Regions from separate parts of the Mus musculus genome. Here region 2 is linked to region 1. Evidence: chromatin loops called from intact Hi-C (ENCODE). Cell type or tissue: left cerebral cortex. All regions are shown on one strand. Region 1 overlaps Pde4d (phosphodiesterase 4D, cAMP specific). Region 2 overlaps Pde4d (phosphodiesterase 4D, cAMP specific).

Region 1 (4,000 bases):
CAGTATGAACTAACCAGTACCCCGGAGCTCTTGACTCTAGCTGCATATGTATCAAAAGATGGCCTAGTCGGCCATCACTGGAAAGAGAGGCCCATTGGACACACAAACTTTATATGCCCCAGTACAGGGGAACGCCAGGGCCAAAAAATGGGAATGGGTGGGTAGGGAAGTGGGCGGGAGGGTATGGGGGACTTTTGGGATAGCATTGGAAACGTAATTGAGGAAAATACGTAATAAATAAAAAAAAAAGAAAAGAAATATGTGTTTAGGGAACCTGCATGAAATATACTAATGTATGAGCAATATTCTAAAGACGGTCAGGTCTAAGAAGGCCTGACTGTCCCTGGGCAGTACAGGAAAAGTGGGAGGCTTATGGAGAGAAGCTGTCAGGAAGCAATTTGTTGACATTTACTTTATGAAGTCTGAGAATCCCCAGAGAAGACAAAATCGCCAGTGGCCACTGAGGTGCGAACAGCCTGTTATTGTCATCAGAGGCCCCAGTCTCCGCCGACTTCATTCCTTCTACATCAGTTTTCCAAGCTGTTTGGGTGGGTCACAGCCACAATCCAGCATCCTGTCTCCAAATGCTAAATAAATACCAAGTTCACGTCAGACTGGCGAAGCAATGCTTGGCTAATGTCATTGAAGATTCCGAATGCTTAGTTACGCTTGATAATTCACCTTCAACATAATTGAAGTCGGCACACCCAGAGGAACATATATCCTTTGTGTAAATGTTCAGACGGATAGGAGAGAAGGCGTGGAAATGTTACTTCTGTCAGGAGCAACTGGGACCAGCTTACAGAGAAGCTACCATAAAGAAGAGTATTTTTTTCTTACGTACTTAAAAATTCTAATTAAAATATAATTACATCACCCCTTCCCTTTCCTTTTTCCAATCTGTATGTCACCTCTTATTACCTCTCAAATTCTTTTTCTTAGATTTTTTTTTACATATTTATAAGTACAAACATATATAAATGCTACCTACTGCATTTGTTTAGTGTAATATGTATATTATATATATATATATAGTACGCACGTGCGTGCGCGCGCGCGCACACACACACACACACACACACACACACACATACACATACACATGACGTCACGGATAACCACTTGGTATTGTACCACTAATTACTTCAGATGCTACCCGTGGGGCAAGAACAGGTCTTGAAAATAGTAAAGATTAGGAATGACACAAAGTCCCTTTCTGAAGCACTGTTAAAAGCCAAGTGACCTAAGTCTCCATACACAAATCAATGACATTTATGTGTCATTAAAAAAAAAAATTAGGGTCCTAAAACAGCAAGAAGGCAGCTGTAGTGCATGTAGCCTCTTGCCCAACAAGTTACATTCGATTTCTTAGCTTAAATACCCCAGCTGCACCTCATTCAAGGAGGCCTGCTACCTTGATGCTTTGTGGAATTTCCAAGGGCCAATTCACATATCGGCACAAATAAAGCATGGCTTGGTTTTTTTTTTTTTTTTTTTGTTTGTTTTGTTTTTTTGTTTTCTTTTTTCTGTATAATGGAAATGACTTTCTGCTGAGTCTTCAAGTCCCCTTAGCTTCTCTGTTCACGTTGCCACGTGGTAGCAGGAGAAAAGTGATTTTGAGGTAGTTTCTTTGACTTTTGATAGAGAAGAAAAGTTCAATGGCTAGGGGTGTGTGCCTTAAAAAGGTGCTCAGGGAGGGGGTCCTTTCTGAATAACACAGACAGCTGCTTTTCCAGAGGAGGGCATGGCCTTGAAAATCTCCAGAGCTCTGCTGTCTGCGTGGCTGCTTTGCTGTCCTGCATTCTGCATTCAGAGTTCCGCCCCTTTGCTTTGTAAGTCAGCAATTGACCAGGCCGGGTTGGGCGCTTTTTTTTTTTTTTTTTTTTTTTTCCTCCCTTTCTCACTTCCCTGCGATGTTTTGAACTGCCTTCTCACAGACGTCATTCAGCCCTTGAGGAATAGTTTCTGCCTGGTGAGACTGGATGGTAATTCTCATTCACAAAGACTCGCAGCCGCGTTCTCAGGGGACACAGCGGATATTGGCTTGGCAGGTACCTCGGGCCACCCAGCCCACGGAGCTGTGCTCCTCCAGCGGACTCCTTTGCGCTGCAGAGAGCTTTGTCCCTGCGGTTGATCGCCCTGAAATGAAACTTCCTTGACAGCTCGCCCTCTGCGTGTCACCAGGCTGCCAGGCACTTTCCTTTTGCTCTACCTGAGTGAGTGCCCAGGGGAACAAACCTCTAAGTCCGTTGTTATGGAATTGCAGAAAAGAGATTGAGTGACCGGTTCGCTGGGCTGGCTTCCCTTGTGACCCAGATGAAGAAGAGATTCAAAATTCAGTTCCTCTGTGGGCAAGGCAGGCAGAGAAGGAACTCCCTTCGGAAGAGCCCGGGCTTGGGCATGAAAGAGGAAAGCCCGCCTGCTGCCGGCGACACTGAGAGCTGAGGCAGGAGGCAGCCTTCCCAGCCCGTGGCGAAACCTCCAAACCTTCTTTGTGGAGAGCCCGCTGATGAATATTGATCAGAAGACTTGAACATTTCCCTTTCCCTTTTTCATTTTGTGTCTCCCCTCTTCAAAATGAGCATTATAATGAAGCCAAGATCCAGGTCTACAAGTTCCCTGAGGACAACGGAGGCAGTTTGGTAAAGTGCTACTTTCTCCTTCTTCCCCTTTAAGACTGACATAGAACTCAAGTGCTTAGTAATTGCTGATGAGGTGTGATGTGAAAGCTTTCAGGGAAAACTTATTACTGGCAGCCCCCTTACATTCCTGATTTTCCTCCTTAACCTGTCTGTTCTATCCAGTGTGTGTGTGTGTGTGTGTGTGTGTGTGTGTGTGTGTGTGTGTGTAACTCCTTATGGGCCATAGTCATTTATCTAAGAGTCACTTTTAAGGGAGAGAAGAAAGCAGTGGGGTTTTGTTTTGTTTTTGTTTTTTGTTTTTAATGAAAGCTTGCTAGTTCTCACTGTCTGATTTGGTGGCCTATTTTCTCCCTCCTTTTTGAGAACTGGAAAGGTTGCCTTGGCTGCTGCCAAGGGTTAGGAGTTAATGATGCTAGAGATCTTTTATGACTTATAGAAAAAGCACCTGGAAGATAAAACCACGAGGCTAAACACGAGCATATCAAATTCTTTCTCAGCCAAGCACCTCCTCTTCACTTTGTTAGTAATATGTTGTAGGTAATATAAAAGTTTTACTTTAGTGAAATGTGAGTCCACTTCAACTGAATCTAATATACATTCTATTTTTCCCTAATCCTAATTTGATATGCTCATATACATCTGGTCGTTAGAGAAAACTTCCCAATAAAATTAGTTTGGGCTCTAGAATAGCTATTTATAGAATTCTCTATGGCTAATTCTGAGGGAAATCCTTTCCGTTAACAGTTGTAAGTGAACAAATCAGCTCACTTCTTGGATGTGGAAAAAAAAATCATGCTCGGGAAAGGGAAATAAAAGCAAAGACTGAGGTAGCATCAGGCAGGCAGTGAAACTCAGGATGTATTATGTAAGCAAACAAACTCACATGGAAATACATGAGTTATCTGCATAGGATGCCCAGCGCTGGCTGACTGCTGCTTTTCATACCAGCACTTCATAGTAGCCTGGAAATAAAAATGCAGCCCTCCATTGTATTTCTGTGAATTTTAAGAAATTCCAGAAAAAGAATCTCCTTCTTATGATGTTGACCATTCCTTTTTAAAGACTACATTAGATAGCTTTATGAGTTGATTGTGAAAGAAAACTTTGTATCTGCAGATATGTTTGTTTGCAAGGTCCTTTTTTTTCCCCCTATTCCCCAACAAAAAAATTACTGGGAACACATAAAATTCTTTTATAAATTTATGTAGCTAATGTAAACCTCTGACACGGCAGTCAGATTATACATGGGTTTCACACATTTATGATTTATATCACCAATAAGTGGAAAAAAAGATCTCAGTTAAATAAATAGCCTGAAGATTTATTTTTAACTCCAGGGCTCAAGTGACAATAATTTA
Region 2 (4,000 bases), 47 kb before region 1:
ATAAGATAAAACATTCATCTTCATGGCTTCTCAGTAAAGATTGTTGACAAAGACGGGTTGCATGGCAAGCCATGGGGTAGGTGCCTTGCACATAAAAGTCTATGGAAGGAACAATCAAGTATATAGCACAGAGGTGACTCTGCAGAGCTACACGGGTTGAAGCAGAAAAATGGCTCTGACTGCACTGCCCCCTGTACTGATTGGATCATAAGGTACTCTACTATACTGAAATTCTTGGAATGGCGAACTCAACTTTGAAATTGTTTTAGCAGGATTGCCAAGACCATGATTTGTAAAACACATTGCGAATATTTTACACCACACAGTGGTCCAGAGCGTTGTGCACTGCCTATGACGCAGGTGGTCTTGTGCTATGAACACATAAAGTAATACCTGCTTAAGCAAAAAGGTGTCAATATGTGAAGCACCGCTCCACTCTGAAAAGCAGGCTCTGATCTGTCTCTTTGAACTGTGGGGTTTCACAGCAGCAGGGGTAAGTGGGGCTCGTAGGAAAAGTGGTGTGCATGGTACTATACCTAAGAAATAGACAGGAATCGGTAACTGTGGAGTCAAAGTTGCCAACGTCCACCTTCAAACACTGGCTGGAACCCTTCTCTTAGGATGGGAGTGAGCGCTACCAGCATCTCTGGAGACCTGGAGACCTGGAACATTATTTTCTAAGTCCAAGGAGCAGCTACCGCATATCATGGCTTTGATCTGAGAGTTCTCAGGTGGTTTCCACTGTTTCTGGTGATCCCCCAGCTCATCTCATTGAATTCCTTGGAGTGACTCAAAAGATGCACACAGTTTACTGTCCAATCCTAGAGAGAGGGCAGGAGATTTGGAAACCAAGGACCAGGTGTCAGAATGTCAGAAGCCAGAATAATAGGAGCTAAGCAGAGTATTGTGGCACATGGCTTTTATCCTAGCACTTGGGAGACAGAAGTAGGAGAATTTGTAAGTTCAAGGTCAGCCTGGTCTGTAAAGCTTGTTCTAGGCCAGCTAGGGCTACCCAGAGAAACCTTGTCTCTAATAATAATAATAATAATAATAATAATAATAATAATAATAAACAATAATGATAATAGATCATGTATAGCAGGTACATTTATATACATTTATGATATAAGAATTGGAATACAGAATTAGAATATTGTAATATATTAAAATGCTGTACCAGGCAGTGTTCTACTATATTATAATGTTCTAGTGTGGTCTAGGACCCCTGGGGCAGCTGTCCCAGAGGTATTCATTATCTCATGCCTGTAGTCCTACCAAACAGCCACAGGCAACAAATCCCACAGCCCCTTTGTGCTATGAATGAAGCTCAACAGTACATACAAGCTTGCTCGAGGGTGAACTGTGACAGGCCACCCTACAGCCTGGACACCAAAGAACAGTCACCCTTCCACCTTCCACTACCCCAGGAGGAAGGAAATCTGTGTGAGTTCTATAGTCTCTTGAAATCAGAATCTTCCCCTGAGTAAATAGCACCTCCCACTTTCATGCAATATAGGAAGATAATTATTCTAAAATATAGTTCTGGTATAGTATTATTTATAGTATGTGATACATGATACAATAGACTATATAGTATAATACTATATATAAGATCTTCTGATATATATCATCCAATGATCATTCCATATTCTAATATATAGAGACCAATTAAAATATAAAATAGCTAAATTATATCTAAATTTTCTTATAGCCAAATTACAATGGCTTAAAGTAGTGTTAAACAAAGTCATCAAAATGAAAGAATAACTGTTTCCATGCCTGAGGTCTAAAGAAAGAAGCCAGAGCCTTGTGTGCATCCTGCTACTACACCAGATGCCCAGTCTCAAAGTATTTCTTATGCAGAATAGATAGAGGGATGAAGGAGCACAAGATCCTGACAGATACTGCAGATGGGCCATAAGGAACATGTAGGGGGGAGTGTCTCTCTCTCTCCACCCACAGTGGTCTGGCCACACAGGGCTACAGAGTGAGACAGACCTTGTTTCAAAAATAGAAATGGGGGCTGGGCAGGTGGCTGGGGATGAATGAAGGAACCAAAGAAAGGAGAGAGAGAAGTGAATGTAGGGAAGGAAGGAGTGAGGGAGGAGAGGGGAGGGAGGGGAGGGGAGGGGAGGGAGGGGAGGGAGGAGAGAGGGAAGGAGAAGGGGGGGACAGAGCACTGCAGTTTTATGTAGTCTCTTTCTGTTTCCTCCCTGAGGTTTTTATTCCGCCTCTTGGACTTCCAGCTGACTTTTTTCATCTAACCAGCACACTAGTCATATTGTAAAATTTAGTCGCAAAAAGAACCATTGCTTCTTGGCCAGCTGCTCAAAGAACAGGAGATTCAGTTAGGGAAGTCGGCATCATCCCCCAGCTGTATACCCATTCTTCTAGCACCATCCTGATCATTAAGCTAGTCTTTTTATTGTACCCCAAATTGTGAGTAATATTTACTAAACTGACCATGAAAACAACCAATCATTCATAGGCCACATGTATCCCTAATAAAAATGATAATATTTTCAGTCATTGGCATTATGCAGGGGCATAGCACAGACTAGGTAGTTCTGGCCCTTGAACCAAACCCCAAGCTGAAATGCCATCCCTGTTGATTTCTCAGCTGGGCCGTTCTCCTGGCCTCCAGAAACCCATGCCATGTCTATAAATGGAGAATGAAAACACCTACTTTATAAGGTCATTGTGCAGATTGAGCAAAAATATGTACTCCAAGACAGGCCTTCCTACCACCTCTTTTATAGCAATTTCTACACTCCACTTGTCACTTCATGAATTTTGAGATGTCCCTTCTCAAATATGTTTAGAGACTAGCTGCCATTATGGAGACCACTTCTGGTCCCAGAATCCTATAACACAGCTGACTTACAGACCGTGTCCTTCCAGGCACTTCGCACATGCTCACCAGTTTACTTTAGAAGTCAGAGGGAGTTGGCTGGCACTCACACCGTCACACTGGAGTTAAAATTTCCACATCATTACTTACAGACAGCTATTTGACAGTAGAAAAAAAAAATCACTTAACTCCGTGCGCCTCGGTTTCTTGTCTTTATACAGAGTGTAATGTTGACTAACTGTGCTGGCTGTGTAAAGTTCCCAGTGCATAAATAGAACTGAGGTAAATGTTAGCTATTATCAATTCTGGGACATAAGTTTTGCATAATAGTGACTTTCGCCTTCTTTGTTCCTTCTCTGTATTCCATTCCTTGGAAGGGTGTTTGGTATATATGCATTGTAATAATTTTCAGACCACTGTAAAGCATGGGGCACTCTGATTCTCTTTGTTGCATTTACGGTAGAGAAGGACTAGTAATGATGAGACTGGACTGCGCCCTTGGATCGATTAAGAACCCCTAAGCTGCATCCTGTAAAAGTCTCTGTCCCTTCTGTCAGCCCCATTCAACTCAATGCTAAAGCCATGTAACTCAATACTTTCAGTCAAACAGCCAAGGCAGTCACTTGGGACTCACATGGTTGTGTTGTGTAGTCTATTTATTTACCAGTAGCAAATGTTGAGTGGTTTTAATATGATTTATTTGATCTTACCTTTCTGAAGTTTTTAATAGTTGCTGATTATATTAACTTATAAATACTCCTAAAAGGTAATTGGCTCCCAGCAACTGTGACAGACCATTTCAGCACACCCTTATGCCTGGAAAAGGTTCACCTTATGATATTGTTATAGTAAGAAGTAAAATGGATGGGGTCTTTATAGAAAAGAAACATATTAAACAATAAAGAAAAAAATAGAATCTGAAAAGGAGGTTTTGCATGGGAATGTCAGGAAAGCCTTCATCAGGCAAGTGATCATTTATGTAACTATAAATCGAAACACCCATTCTGTATATCTATGAATGGATGTGCAGTTCTTGGTGTCTAATCTGTAACTCAGAATTAATTGCCCCTTGACAATGGAACGGTCTGGAAAGCAATCTCACCTGTGACTGTGTCCTTAGCCAGGTCAGACTGAGAGCTCGTGAGTGAA

The links. A loop is a pair of places that touch in the nucleus more often than their neighbours do. Peaks named below come from ENCODE experiments on the same cell type or tissue, not always from the same donor. Only the 100,000 strongest peaks of a DNase experiment are listed, where the experiment ranks them.
Region 2: it touches region 1 in a loop (2.0-fold over the local background); 8 of 42 quality-filtered maps call a loop at or near these places.

The regions. Positions count from the first base shown.
Region 1 is chr13:109,683,579-109,687,578 of GRCm38, forward strand. All of the region lies in intron 3 of Pde4d (phosphodiesterase 4D, cAMP specific), which reads left to right. Among named protein-coding and RNA genes, the nearest start is that of Mir1904, 220 kb to the right of the region's middle. In left cerebral cortex, a CTCF peak has its summit at 2,426; DNase peaks (open chromatin) are centred at 2,093, 2,362 and 3,515; H3K4me3 peaks cover 2,429 bases; H3K27ac peaks cover 1,960 bases.
Region 2 is chr13:109,636,541-109,640,540 of GRCm38, forward strand. All of the region lies in intron 3 of Pde4d (phosphodiesterase 4D, cAMP specific), which reads left to right. Among named protein-coding and RNA genes, the nearest start is that of Gm32703, 200 kb to the left of the region's middle. In left cerebral cortex, no CTCF peak of the experiment used is centred here; a DNase peak (open chromatin) is centred at 1,956.